Linked DNA regions of Mus musculus: regions 1 and 2 are each linked to region 3. A link is a loop called in an ENCODE intact Hi-C map of the cell type or tissue named here. Cell type or tissue: left cerebral cortex. All regions are shown on one strand.

Evidence for each region. Peaks named below come from ENCODE experiments on the same cell type or tissue, not always from the same donor. Only the 100,000 strongest peaks of a DNase experiment are listed, where the experiment ranks them.
Region 1: it touches region 3 in a loop (2.2-fold over the local background); 2 of 42 quality-filtered maps call a loop at or near these places.
Region 2: a loop joins it to region 3, with 1.8 times the contacts of the local background. A loop is called at or near these places in 2 of 42 quality-filtered maps.

What each region holds. Positions count from the first base shown.
Region 1 is chr12:81,022,793-81,027,792 of GRCm38, reverse strand. It overlaps Smoc1 (SPARC related modular calcium binding 1), which reads right to left and starts at 985. Exons shown (of 13, transcript NM_022316.2): 1 at 635-985. The coding sequence starts at 730. In left cerebral cortex, a CTCF peak has its summit at 2,589 (motif pointing left); DNase peaks (open chromatin) are centred at 636 and 1,027; H3K4me3 peaks cover 646 bases.
Region 2 is chr12:81,029,536-81,034,535 of GRCm38, reverse strand. The region is part of intron 1 of Smoc1 (SPARC related modular calcium binding 1); the gene reads right to left. Among named protein-coding and RNA genes, the nearest start is that of Smoc1, 5.2 kb to the right of the region's middle. In left cerebral cortex, no CTCF peak of the experiment used is centred here; DNase peaks (open chromatin) are centred at 693 and 2,799.
Region 3 is chr12:81,137,983-81,142,982 of GRCm38, reverse strand. Smoc1 (SPARC related modular calcium binding 1) reads right to left here. Exons shown (of 13, transcript NM_022316.2): 5 at 4,971-5,000. Among named protein-coding and RNA genes, the nearest start is that of Mir3067, 26 kb to the left of the region's middle. In left cerebral cortex, no CTCF peak of the experiment used is centred here; DNase peaks (open chromatin) are centred at 1,925 and 2,147; H3K27ac peaks cover 201 bases.

The sequences.
Region 1 (5,000 bases), 120 kb after region 3:
CATTTCGTGTGGTTCAGAAACTCCAATCAGATCAAGGTTCAACCGATCCAACCCAGGGGAGAAGTTCTTCCGAACTTCTCCACGGCTCCCTACCCCTGCCACTCCTCCAGGGCCAGGCCAGCAGGAGGGGGGCATTAAAATTATCTGCTGTGGGTTTTACGAGCAGCGATTGCTTTTTAAAACAACAACAACACAAGGTCCTTGTGTGGCTCGCGGGTAACCTAAAACTCTCTAGGCAGAGTGCCCCCCCCCGCCCCTTCTACACACACACACACACACACACACACACCCTCTGCCTGCCAAGAAAGCCAGCTCGAGGGACTGGTGCAGCGACAACATAGGGAAACTCTGCTCCAGCCAAGGCCGAGATCCCACCGACCTAGGAGGCCCAGGAGAAAAACCTCAGGAGAAGTTCGAGAAAGAAAACCCACCGGTGACAGGTCGTGGGGAGTCAGTGCTACAAGAAAAGGCGGGGAAGGAGGGGGGCAATGAAATTTTATTTCAGCAACTTCTCCAAGAGGCCTGCAAGGGACTAGACGGTAAAGTCGAGGACAAGGTCTGACACCTCCCTTCCCCCTCCTGTAGATGAGCGGCCAAGCGCAGGTGGGCGCGCGCAGCTGGGAGACGCACTTACCCTGGGGCCGGTGGTGCGGTGGCCGCCGGCCGGGGACAGCTGCACCAACACGAGCAGCAAGTGGGGCGTGAGCAGACGGACGCGCGCGGGCAGCATGGTGCCAGCGGAGCCGGGCAGCCACGAGCGGGCAGCGGGCAGGGGGGCTCAGGCTAGCTTCAAAGCACTTGGGGAGGTGGGGACCCTTGCAGCAGCTGGGAGTGGCCGAAGAGCCAGCGGCAGGGGCTGGAGGAGCCTGCGCCCGGGGTCACGGTCATGAACGGCGGAGGCCCGGAGCTGGAGTGCGAGCGTGTGCTCTGCGCGTGGCGCCTGCTGCGCTCGGCGTGGCCGCGGCGACAGCAGGTTGGATGCGGGAGCTCGGGCCATGGGAATTCCCGTTATAAACCCCGGGAGGGGAGGGGCGGGGCCCGGAGAGGCTGACTGACGGGTCGAGAGGCCTGTAGCAGCCGACCCTCCGGCAGGTGGAAGCCAATGGGAGAGAGATGAGAGGGGCGGTTCGTGGTCAGTACCCCACCCCACCCCCACCCCCACCCCCACCCCCACCCCCACCCCCCACCCCCCCAGGAGCTACACTGGCTTCCCGGCCACAGTGGGCTCCAGCAGAGGCTGGGATAAAGAGTAACTTTTTCTCAGCAAGTCCTCGCTGGGAACCTCCGCGCGCTCCAGCAGCCTCAGTCCCTCCTGAATGGTCACCTGGATAGTAAAGAAGCCTTACACACTTATCGTGTGTTAGTTCTTAGGCTTGAGTTGTCGCAACAGCTCCATGAAGCAGGCAGGGAAAATAGCTCCAAATGACCCAAAGTCCTTGAGAAATGTTTCCCGGAGGCCGCAAAATCAAGGGCAACCTGGGGAACCACCAGGTGCGGCCCACAGAGTGAGCTGCGACCTACGGGAAGAGGTATTCATTTATTTCAAAAAGAAAAAAAAAATCTCCTTACGGGTGACACCCAAGTTCCACAGCGGCTGCCTGAGATAATTCTGACGGAGGCGAACCGAAGCAGCCTAAGGTGGGTCCCCCGAGGGTCCAGTAAACTACCCCTATGGCCCTATGGTCCATGTGACCTGCGGTCAGAACCCGGGCATCTTGGCTAATCAGTCTGAACTTAAAGAACACAGGAGCAGCTTCTCTGTGGCCTAACAACGCTGGGGCGGAGGCCGGGGAGGAGAGGGCAGTCCCAGGAATCCTGGTCCCATATTGGGAGGAGGAAAGTTATGAATGGAGGAGATGGAGGAGTGTTCTGTGAGCACAGATATCCTAGAGACCTCCAAGGAGCAATTTCCTGGGAGCCCAAGCCTGGATTGTATAGGTCAGCTCTAAGCAGGCCTATCAGGTGCTAGAGCTCTTTCCATAGTGGTCCAAGAGGCCACCCTGAAAATGGTAACAGCTACATCGCATCACACACACTCACTTCAACCCAACAAAGTGTCTGCTGCCTTCCCCGCAAGAGACCCGTGATTATCTCCAAAAGTGGAACACAACTCTTCGTGCTTGATTTCCACCGGTCCAGGCCCGTCCCTTCGTGAAGAAAGATCCATTTCTCTAACCAGATTGAAATAAAGCCCAGGTTTCACAGCTCCCTGACTGCCCTGAGAGGTCCTGACAAAGATTAGCTCTGCTCCCTTCCAGCTTCTCTTCTCGATTATAAGAGCAAGCTAACCCTAACCCCCATCTGGCTGCATACAGACAGCCTTCACCCTACAGCCAGCCAGTCTTCCTGAACAACAAACCAGAATGCACCACTCTCTGTTCAAGGGGCTTTGCACCTCCCCCATCAGCCTCAGACGGGAATGTCCAGGCAAGAATAAAGGGTTCTTCAAACTAAAATGAAGCACATTTCTAAAAAAAAAAAAAGTGTCATGTCTCTCCCACCTGGACTCAGTGGCTTGATCATATTTTAGAGCCAGAACCCACCACCACTGCCATGGGGGTGAAATTCCAGTTCTGCCATCTAGTGGTAAAACCTTGAACTCACTCTGTTTTCCCCCTCTGTAAAATGGGAGCAAAAAATGGCGTCCATGCCATGTGTGTCTATGTGTATGTTATTGCCAAGACTAAAGGAGATTAAAGTGAGTATAGCCCTTAAAATGGTATAGGAAGAAAACAAGCCAATACTTCATAGTACTTTGTGCTCATGGAGTGAATATTTCTACTTTGCAAGCAGGTCAAAGGGCAATGCATGAGATCGACTTGTCTGATGGCCTCATCTGGTTAGTAGATGACCAAGCCAATTTCTAGACTAGGTTTTTTGGAGTCCTATTCTATCTCCATGGAGTCACATGGAGTCTCCCGCCTCTGTGTCACTGGGAATTTCTCTGGAGACTCGTCTTCACGAAGCATCATGCAGCAAAGGTCAGGCCTTCCTGAAACATCCCTTGTGATGAGGAATACTGGAGATTTAACAAGCTGGGCTTGTGACACTTGTCCAGCCCTGAGTGTGCATGTGGCGCTTAGGCAGTGTTCATGCACCTTCAATGTTTGCCAACAAGGGGCGCAGCAGGCTGCCCGGTGTCTCCTGACTGCCACCTGGCCACTTGCAGCCGTGGAGCCGATCCGCTGCCTTCTGGAGCTGGAATTATTGAGAAAGCTGTTGGAGTCAGCAGACATGCTCAGATGGCCCCTGGTATCTGGCAGTATGAAGCCCCCAGAGGGAAGCATTGCAGTAGTGATTTCCATCCTCAACCCCCAAATGATACTTTCCAGCCAGAAAACTCATTTCCAAATAGTCACTGGTCCAAAAGTCGACATAGTGCTGGCCTTCAAGCATGTAGCTTAATTTAAAATACAAGCAACTGCTTTCCAGTTACTTTGCTCCGTGAGTATTTTCTTTCCTGCTGCTTGGCGGGCTGCACTGTGGTCGCCATTCTTGGGATACACTCCCAGCTTCTCCAAAAGCCAGAGAAACGCAGAAGCCCCAGAGAACCCCTAGTTCTAAATAGCATTTCTCTATCAGCCAGGCTCCGTCTTGTGATCCAATCAATCAATCAATCAATCAATCAATAAATAAATAAATAAATAAATAGGCAAAATTGACAAGTTGTCTTTTCCTGGAGGCCAAGTTTATGACCCCAGAATAAATCTAGCTAGCCTGGCAACTGGTCAGTCCAGTTTTAGTCATACTCTATGCCTCTGCGACTTCTCATTTTAAGAGGATATTTCAGTGGAAGAAGAATAATATTTTATATTATAACTAAAGTCTGGGGGCCTCAGCTCTACAGCACTAGAGGAGCATGCTGGTTTGAAACGTCTTGACCTTTTGTCCTATTCAGAACAGCAACATTCTAGCAAGCACAATGTTTATTGTTAAAGGGGATCTTTGGATACACACATTGTCCTACAATTTAACTAAGACAGAGAGCAGATAGGTACTTAGAGACCATATCTAAAAGCAAAGCTTGCATTGTCTGGGAACTCAAAGAGCAAGGTGATATTGTCATCTACCAGGCAGCCTGATCCCCAATAAGTGCTGAAGCAAGAGGATCCGAAGCTTCTGCAGTGTCACTGAAGTTCGATTTATGATCGCGCCACACTGTTGCAGCTGGAACTGAGCTCGTGTGTCTAAGGTGAGGAGTCTTGTCAAAAGCATTTCTGAGCTCAGGAATATGGAATACTGAGACTAAACTTGCAATTTGGTTAAGGTAGGCTATGTATTAATCTTACTTTGCAAATGAGGCTTATCCACGGAACTTAACCTTACCAAGGTCCTTTCTTGAATAGAACAACAAATAATTTAGAAGCTTATCTCTCTCTAATCTAGATTCCCATCTACATTCTGTCATAATAAACAGCTTCCATCTGGTGGCCCAAGATGGATGCATAAGTCCTAGCCACACATACATTTTCCAATGAACAAGAAGAAAAAGGGGGCCAAGCAGTGGTGGCGCACACCTTTAATCCCAGCACTTGGGAGGCAGAGGTAGCGGATTTCTGAGTTCGAGGCCAGCCTGGTCTACAGAGTGAGTTCCATGATAGCTGGGGCTATACACAGAAACCCTGTCTCGAAAAACAAAAAAAAAAAAAAAAAAAAAGGAAAAGGGAGAAAGAAGAGTGTCCTCGCCAGAAGCTACACTGTATTATAGTTCCTTGACTACAACTCTTTAAGCATCCAGGTAAACATAAAGGGTTACTGAGGAAGGAGAACACCTTTGGCAGTAGAGGTTATCAACATTATGTCAGATAAAAGGTCTTTAGCTCCCTCAAATTAAATATATATATATGGCTATTGAGCATTAAATGTGTGCCCCTTCCACAAAAATTCCTCTTGGAACCCCATCCTTTTCATGTAGAAAAGAACTTCAAGAGGTCATTGGGAGTAGATGAGGTCATAGGGGTGGAGTGCCCAGAAAATGGGATTCATGCCTTCAAACAAGT
Region 2 (5,000 bases), 110 kb after region 3:
CTTTTCTCTTCCCACTCCACCCCCAAACAGGGTTTCTGTGTAGCCCTGGCTGTCCTGGCACTCACTCGTAGACCAGGCTGGCCTCAAACTTAGTGATCTGCCTGCCTCTGCTGTTTGAGTGTTGGAGTTTAAAAGCATGCGCTTCTATCACCATCACCACCACCACCATCACCACCACTCCCTGCCTTCCACATCTTTCACATGCAGACTGGTTATTTATAGGAGGGCAAGGTTGCTCAGAGGCATAAGGTATCTGTCGGGTTCTGAGTCACCTGATGCATAGCCTGATTAACTGGGGAAATCTCCACTGGAACCAGAGCTGCCTTCCCTGCAGAGTGGAGGCTGCCCCACACTGGCCCTGCGAAAGGAAAGCAGAAACCAACCAAAGAAATATTAAAAATTCCACACGGCTCCAGACCTTTAATAAGCTAAGGCAGTGGCCACAGGGAAGATTATTTTGTGATCTAGCAATTGAGTTTGGAATGATGTCAGAGCAAAGGAAAAGCCAATTCGTTGCTAGAATGACCTGTGGGTCTTCGTGGGAATGGCTGGAAGCGCTCCTGGAGACCCAATTCTCTCATCCCCCGGGTGACTCACAGCTGTGCAGAGCACGTACCGTGCACAATGCTAACCCTGTTTGGCAGGCTTCACGGCAGCTCCGATCGATTTCTCCTCAGCAACTCAACCCTTGTCCTCTTCCAAACAGCTCAGTGACAAACACAGAAGGAGGGGCCCTTCCACACTGACAAGCCTCACCACTGGCAGCCATGCCAGAACTTGGCCGCCTGAACAATAAATCTCTATGTGGTCTGGAGAGAAAGGCCACCCTGTACCTGCTGTGTGCAGGACTCTACACCCACCCAAGCCCCTGGAACGTGGAGAGAAGGGAGGATGTGGGACCCAAGGCCCCAGTCAAAAGAGAAACAGTTCTCCGGCTTCCATCGCACAGAGGCTGCTCAGGAGTCACACCAGCTAGGATACAGCTATACTCAGAGGAACTAAGAACATATATGCTTGTGGTTAGGATCCATCCTAACCTACATACCAAACGAAGCAGCGTGACATCTTCTATAAGTTTATACCTTACTAAAAAATAAAATTAAGCTTTAAAGAAATTCTTTTACCTACACAAAATTATCCTTGGCTAGGCCAACTGCTATCCACATTTGTGCCTGGACCTAAGAACTGAATCAATGATAATACTCCTTTCCTAGTGGGACACATTAGATAAGGACACATCTGGAAGAAGAGAAAGAAACAGAGGGAAGGAAGGAGCCCCTGGCCCTGGGAACTCATATTTGGCCTCAGGTGCAAAGAACTGAATTAATCATAGTTCTTAGTTTATGACGTACTTTGATTTGTGCGGGGCGTATTTTACTTTTTACTTAATCAGCTATTATAACTTTAATAATGGACAAGAAGATTGGAGCCACCCCCTCTTATTCTCACTAAATGTACTGAAGCTGACCATATGATTTCCCCACCAATCTAACCCTTCCACCCTATGACTCATTCCAAGCCAGCATCCTAGTTACTTTGATTTTCTGGTTTAGCTAGTTTTATTATAGATACAGATAAAAGATGTCACCCTGCCTCCTTTGGTATGTTTCTTTTCTTGAATATTGCTTTGCTGAGAGTCATCAACTTTCACCTTTGTGCGTACGGACATGTCCAATGTATATGTGTGCATGTGGGTGACATGTGTAAATGTGTGCATGTATGTGTTGTAGTAGGCGATTAATCCTGCTCAAATCACCCTGCCAGCGACATGAATTCCTTGCTGCCCACCCCAATGCTCTGAGTTCTCAAATGAAAGACACATACACACACACACACACACACACACACACACACACACAGCCTTATATTTAATATGCCTTAAGTAGCTCCATGGCTGCGCCACTCCAAACCTTCACGCAGCTAGCACACTCTCCCCTCCGATATTCCTGAATTATTACTTACTAAAAGCTATATTTCATCCTGGCCACCCTGGAACCAGGCCTGCAGCCCTCCTGGGCCATGATCCCTGATTTCTTACATGGTGGCAGACTCTGTCCTACACTTCTCAGGCCTGGTCTTTCTACCTTCCCACCATGGCAGTTCTCCATCCTCTTCCTCTCTCAGTCCCCTTGCCCATGAATCCTCAAGTCCCACCTCTGTCTCCTGCCCAGTCACTGGCCACCAGCAACCTTATTTATCAATCAGAAGCAACTAGGGGCAGGGACCCTCGAGTATCTTATATGCAAATTCTCACATGTGGATTCTCATGCAATGTGGGGGACTCAATTAACATAATATAAGCATTAGACCAAATCCACAACATGTGTGTCCATGAGTGTGAGTACAGAAGCCCATGTTGAGGTCAGAGGTCAGCTTCAATTGTCAATCCTCATCTCCCACCTCCTTTCTGGGGAGACAGGGTCTCTTTGTTGTTTCGTCACTACAAATGCCTCAGTAGCTGGCTCAAGAGCTTCTAGGGATTCTCCCATGACTATAGAAATACTGGAATTACAAATATACAGTACCAACCCTTCATAGAAATACAGGAATTACAGATATATAGTGCCAACCCTGACTTAAAGTGGGTTCCGGGGATTTGAACTCAAGTCCTCATATTTGCATAGCAAGCACTTTACCTACTGAGCCATCTCCCAACATCTCACATGGGGCTATTGTTCCTATGTTTGGCGCAAGTAGACTTTTTCACAGTGTGAATTCCTCCCAGTTTGTTCGTCTGTCCTCCCACTAATGGGCAGCTGGGCTCCTTCCAAGCTTGTGGGAAAAACATCACAGTGGCACACAGTTGCATCCTTGCCGGCCTGAGCTTCTCCGAGGCACATGTGCCTAGGAGTAGAATTGCTAGGCTGCACCAAATGTAACTCCTCAACTTCAGAGACGCGATGATAGCAAATTGGCCATGGTGCCTAGCCTAGCACTTCTTAGAGGAGGGTTACTTCCCCCAACCTCCTTCGTTTGGTTTCTTTAAGTGTCACATACCAGCTCTACCAAAATGTTTAAATCGAGCTCTCATCTTAGCCCTTGAGCAGCAGCATCTCAGGTGAACTTTCCTTCGTGGAAAGAAGAAGGATTGGACAACAGGAAGAATATCTAAGTAGAGCAAAGAGCCTAGTGCTGACACCGAGGTAGGACAGTCTGATTGATGGGAAGAAAGGGCCCAGAAGCTGTTTTCCTTTTGACAAACAGGAGTTAGACACGGAGGTTTTGGGTAGAGGAAAAGCCAATGTCCCATCTAAGATGCTCAGTCACCCTCCTCTGCCCTCACTCAGCCCAGCTTGTGAGCCAGTCACTGCAAATGGCAGTTGGATGAGGGGGTCCAGACCAGATATCACCATACATGGCCAAATGCATATCTGTACCTGCCGGGCAAACGTTTTACAGTCTGACCAGCACACAGATTGAGTCAGCTTCCTCATCTGCTTCAAAGAGCTTGCAAGGTTCCTCATTTCTAAGATGGGATCAGGCATGAATTGTCCTGGCAGGAAGGGATGGATCACAGTGGCAGGAGATGCTCACTGCAGAAGGAAGGACTCAAAAGTTGACAATTGCCAGGAGAGCGATGTTGGAGCTGGAGTTGAGGTAAGAAGAAAGAGAGATTGCCGGGCACCGGGCACCGTGGCAATCTCAGTGCTCTGGAGGCAGAGGTAGGCAGATCTCTGCGAGTTCAAGGTCAGCCTGTTCTATATTGCAAATTCCAGGCCATCCAGGATTACATAGTGAGACCTAAATAAAGGGTGGGGGAGCAAAGAATACACTTAATTATGAACTCAGTTTCTGACTCACATCCTTGGCTTTCCCATATTCTCCTATTCCTCACATTGATTTTATCTGGTTTGGTTTGTTTTTCGAGACAGATTTCTCTGTGTAGCCCTGGCTGTCCCAGAACTCACTCTGTAGACCAGGCAGCCCTCGAACTCATAGAGATCTACCTACCTGCCTCTGGAGTACTGGGATTAAAGGTGTGCACCATCACTGTACAGCCTCTCTCATATTTCTTAAATGTTTCCAGCTTCTGGTCTTACTCAAACACCAGTGTTGCTTAGAGATCATTAAACATTCGTTATCTGTACTCTTTCTAGCTTTCATTCCACAAACACTGACAGAGTAAATCTCTCCCAGGTGCCTGGACCCATACTGAGTTCTGGGGATACATGGATAGACAAGATGGGTTCAGTCTCAGCCTCCATCCCATCCCTACCCTCAAGGGCAGATAGAAGATTAAACAAACACTGTTCACTTGGTCTATGCATCACTCAGACTTCATCCGCCTCTCCCTCTCGCCCTTTCTCCCCTGAAACATTTTTCAGTAAGTTTTGCAGGATGAAAGAAATGGCCGCCTGCTACATAATCTGAAGGATGCTGACCAGCTTCCCAGACAGCTAAGTGGCTGCTTAGACCTCGGAGCATCAGGTGCTTCCTATAGAGCAACCTCCAATCTGATATTTGATAGCTGGTGGTTTCCAGAGTCAAACAAATGTCAGAAATTTTATGAAGGGAGGCAGGAAGCAGAAAGGGGGCAAGGATTGGGGTCTAGGCCCCAAGGGAGCTCAATTAGTGAGTCAGATAGTTAAAGCGAAAGGGCATGTTCTCGGTTTCCTAGAAAGCCAGCTGGGAAAGATGGCAATCCTTAAGCTTCTGTCACTCAAAAGATTAAGAGAGGAGACCTCGGGTGCCCAAAGGGAATTCTGCAACAAGCCAGATGTTTCTGCTCTTCCTATGACCCTGTGGCTCTTGACCAGAGCCACATTTCTGGGGAAGCTGGTATCTTTTGAGACAGGGTTGAAATCCAAGCATAATTCTTTACCAACATGGATAAGAAAGATTGCTCTGCAGCTTCTCCTGGTGCAATGGGGTTTAGAATTGTTTCATGGAGTCGCCTTTCTCTTTAACTGGAAACACACAATGTAACTCATGCAAACCACCCAGATATAGATAGATAGATAGATAGATAGATAGATAGATAGATAGAGAGATAGAGAGAT
Region 3 (5,000 bases):
GGTTCTAAGACTCTAGAAACTGTTGGTCCCTGAAAGGCTCACACCCACTTGAAGATTATGTCCATCACAAAGGCTTACTTGTCCTGATGGGAACCCATAAAACAAGGCTGGGGTTCTCACCAATTTCACTCAAGACTACAGCCTCACTAGCTATGAAAAACAGGAGCCTTTCGAGCTCCAAATAAACATGTACCCAACAAAAGAAGCAGACACAGAACACCAACAGTTACTAATATCACCAGGGACTCAAATATGCAGCCACAGGGTAAAAACATAGACTCAAGGGTGATGCTTCATGTATAGGCTACCCCTGGACAGCCAGCCTGGTACATCTCAATCAGGCTTAGGACACTAGAGCACATCTCCTTCAGGTCTGCTCATTACCCCTGCCCTCAACTGTTAGGCCAAGTTTGGAGGCTGCAGAGCGCATCTCTTTTATATGGAATACCTGCCGACCATCACCCCTGCCCTAAGCCACCCATCAATACATTCTGACCCACGTCCTCAGGGGCACAGGTCCCAGGTTGGCATCCTTCTGCAGGCCAGACTCCACAAGATCCTCTAAAAATAGAGACACAGACAGGGACCTTGGGGAAATAATTGTGACTCACTCCTTACTCAAGGCACACTCTGTGGAGCAGCCAGTGAGGGATTAAAAAGAACTCTCTACCCATTAAAGGTGAGTTGGACTCAGAAGCTCTGACCTATTCTGAGACTGGCTTGACAAATACAGAAATTTCAGAAGGAAACCTTATGGAATCTATATTCATGATTTTGTTTCTTTCTCACTTGCTTTAAACAACAAACTCTCAGACCCCTTATAGGAAAATGAGAAATTTTCAGAAAACTTCCTCTGACAACCCTTGCCTTTCACTGGCTGGCAGTCCCAGCATCAGCCCAGCCGCAGGACTCTGTGACTCTGAGCCATCAAGAGGGACACTAAAAACCCCGCTCTGCACATGCTCTCTGGATCCCTCCATCCACATTGTTCTTTATCTCTCTCCAGTCTCCTCAGGTAAGTTGAGAATTGTCATCCTGGTACCTCATGGTACCAGGCAGTGCTCCACCCCCCTGCCCTCACCCCTGTGTCACCCTGCGAGCTCACCTAGAGTTCTTTACATCCTAGCCCAAAAAGAAACAGGTAAGAAAAGCTCACTGCCCACCTCGACACAGGCTGCCCCAGACCAGTCAGTAGTCTGGAAGCTCAGCCTGCTTCCCAGCCACTGCCCTTTGGACTACATCAGTGAAAACCCCTAATCAGTCCATCTCTCAGCTCCTGCGGCCTCCAGCTGTTTTAGCAGTAGAGCCTCAGAGCTAGAGGGACTGCCTGGGTACTCTTCCTTTCTTCAGATCCGCCTCCGTGGCATCAATAAAACACATGTGGGTGCAGGTGTGCACCACCCCCCATGCACACACCCCACCCCCATCTGTCTTCAAGAACCCAGGACCAGAGGAGGAGAGGAGGGGGCAGCAGGATGGGATTGCCCCAGATCAATGGATATTTGAAACTCAAACACATGGCCCAGGCCCTACACTGCGCGTGTTAATTACCACACATGTGCCCATAAAGGAGTCCGTTAAATACAAGGGGCACAAAGAACAGAGCGAAGAGAGGACATTCCTGGGGATTAAGTAAATAGTCTGAAGTTGTGACCCTCCTCCCCTCCTGCAGCAGGAGCATCTGGGGAAGATAACAGTGCCCACCTCCTCCCCCACTTCTTCCCTCGGGCCCCACACCTGTGAACCTAGGCCCCCCAGCCTAGCCAAGCAGTGGTGACCTGCTGCTGCCTGGCCGCCCTCCCTCATGCTATCTCTCTGGCTGTCCACCCCCAGCTCCCTGAACTCGGCCTTTCTCCTCCTCTCCTTCCAAGGCCTAATTCCTGGCCTGCGACCAGACTCTGAGCGGTCGCACAATGCATCTTTTCATTCCCTCTAGGCAGAGAGAACTGATCCTTCCCAGCCCCACCAATGGGGTATGTTCAAGAAGGCAAGAGAGTTTGGGGAAGAGAGAAAGTAGGTCCCATCCCTGCCTTGCACCCACATCCCTTACACCCACAGACCTAAGGCTCTACCTTCCCTGCAGTCATACCCCTTGCACTCCCAGGAGCCAGACCCACACCATTGCTCTGCCAGCCCCAACTCTTGAGAGATGCCTTGTGGGAGAAGCCACATGTGGGCATGAGCTCAGACAAGGGCCCTTTGTGCTGTCCCACCTGCTGCCCTGCGGAGCACATTCCATTCTTCAGTTCAGCTGAAAGAGGAACCTCTGCAGGTCGACACAGGATATTACGAATGCCCTCTCACACCCTGTCCCCATTCAAACCCCAGCTTCCTAGGCAGGTGTGGCTTCAAGTGGCCCTTCCTACAGGTGGTCCAAACTTGCTTTCTCTATATGCTTATGGCAAAGAAATGATCCTGTACCTAAACTGATCCTCTAAGTGGAGGGAAAAGGAGACCCCTGTGCAGAGTTCAGATCCCCAGGGTAGAGTGAGATCTAGCACACACCGTCACCCACCGCTTGGCCTGTCCTTCGCCTCCACTGGACCCCGCAGGAAGAAGTAAGCCAGCCATCGGGGCAAGGAAGCAAAGACCTGGGAGCTGACAGTAATGGCACCAACCTGTGGGTCGGGACCCCTTTGGAGGGTCGCATCTCAGATAGCCCGCATATCCGATATTTACACTACAATTCATAACAGCAGCAAAATTACAAATATGAAGTAGCAACAAAATAATTTTATGCTTGAGGATCACCACTGTTAGCATCAGAAGTGTTTTACAGTTAGCCTCTGAATTCAACGATGACATCATCCCTAGGCGACAAGGACCCTCCTTCTTCTGTTGCCAGGGCGGCATTCACTGTGTATGTCTCACCTGCATTACCTGTGCGCGGTGGTGTGCATCATTACCTGGCAACTACATCATGGCCCAGATAAAAGACAGAGACCTGCCCCATCTCTCTCTTTTCTCTTCCTCACTTCTTTCCCCCTTCAACAACGAACCTCTTTCGTGAGAACTGCGCTGGCTCGGCGTAAAACAAGCCACCTTTCAACAAACAACCACAACACAAGGGACTGTATTAAAGGGTCACAGCATTAGGAAGTCTGAGAACCACTGATCTAGAGGGAAGCTTCATTATTAGCATCACCCTAGCAGAGTCAGGCTCCTGAGCCCTCCTCCAGGTCTGCTGGCTGATCCTGGTCTAAGAGGGACAAAGGGTGTTCCCTGCTATCTACTGTAAATGCCATTGGCATCTGAAGCGTTGATATGCAGCATTAAGCAGAATGAAAGCAGGCCCTATTCCCAAACCTCCAGGTGCGTTGCCAGGGACATCGCTGGTGAAGTCAGATGTCACAGAGACATCCCTGCTCTCCCATCCTGGCATTCCTGGTCGCATCCCCAGCTCTGGGGAGGGACTTGAAAAGGCATCTCCTCCCTTCTTCTCACCTTCGTTCTTTAGAAAGAGAAGCCCCTGTAGGCACACTGTTTTCAGTCCACGCTCAGACCACCTGCTTCTTGAGGAACCATGTCTCAGAAATAGCTTCTCTGAGCCTTAACTCCGGCCCTCGGTGCAGCGGCAGAAACCAATGGCTGCCCTGGTCTCCATGTTGCTGTGTGATCTCTGTGCTGCTCACAGTAACCCCGTCTCACACATACACACACCAGGGACTCTTTTTTTTTTTTTTTTTTTTTTTGGTTTTTCGAGACAGGGTTTCTCTGTATAGCTCTGGCTGTCCTGGAACTCACTTTGTAGACCAGGCTGGCCTCGAACTCAGAAATCCTCCTGCCTCTGCCTCCCAAGTGCTAGGATTAAAGGTGTGCGCCACCACGCCTCCGGCTCACACCAGGGACTCTTATGAGCACTCTCTTTCCAAAGCCTAGGTGAGGTGAGAAGCCTCAAAGTCAGCCTGAGAGGACAGAAGCTCGGCAGCGCCCACGTGTGTGATGAGATGGGTAGGTGGCTGCTTTCCAGGCCGCTGTGTCTGCTGCCCCAGGAGCTGGCAGTTGTGAGCCTCAAATTGACCTCCAAACCAGAAGGATCAAGTAGCATACTGCAGGGACCAACTCACATCCAGAGTCCACTACAGCACTCAGACAAATACCAGCTATATAAAATGAGAGAACCAGACAGAAACAAAAATGTGGGCCCTTTGTTAAAAGGAGTAGGCAGAAGATACTGTCATTATAAATTCAAGATGGGAAACTTTACTCTCCCCAAGTATGTATGTATGTATGTATGTATGCATCTATCTATCTACCTCTTGAATTGTAATGGTAGTATGTAATTTGCTGGTTAATGTTGCTCTGGGTTTAGACCAAAAATAAAAAACAACAAAAACAATAACAACAACAACAGCAACAACAGGAAAACAGCCAAATCAAAAGCATCATACAAACTGTGTGATACTTCAAGAACAAAATGGCCTGGCAGCAGACATTTATCAGACCTGTCTCTTGCCTCTGTTCACGTCACCATCCTCTTGGCCTCAAGGCAACATGGTTGAAAATGTCAAGATGACTGCACTGGCTGCATACCCATGACATCATCCTGGCCTTCAGGAAGAGATTCTGGATACATCATGGAAAAGGTCGGGGCAGGAGGACACAGAGGAGCTTACAAACTGGAGAGCCAAGGTAGACGTGAGTGCTCTGCCTTCATCTTCTTCGGTTGGTAGTTGACCAACTGAACTTCCCAGAGAGCAGAGATCCGTAGGGCTCACATAAGGGTGGTCCCTACCCAACTCTGTGTCCCACACCGTCTCTGTCCTTCCTCAGAAACAATGACAGCTCAGTTGTCACTAAGATAGTCGTCACTATCTAAGCCATCCTTACCTCTGGTGCTTCAGAGAGGAAACTGGAAATGGGAGGCATGTTTAGCCACCCCCCCCCCGACTCCTTCCCTCTCACCTAAGAACCCTGCTTACTCTGGCTTTCAGGGCAAACATTTAGACAAAGCATAAAACTCCACTCACCTTTTCTTCCTGAATTACCCTGGCTCAAGG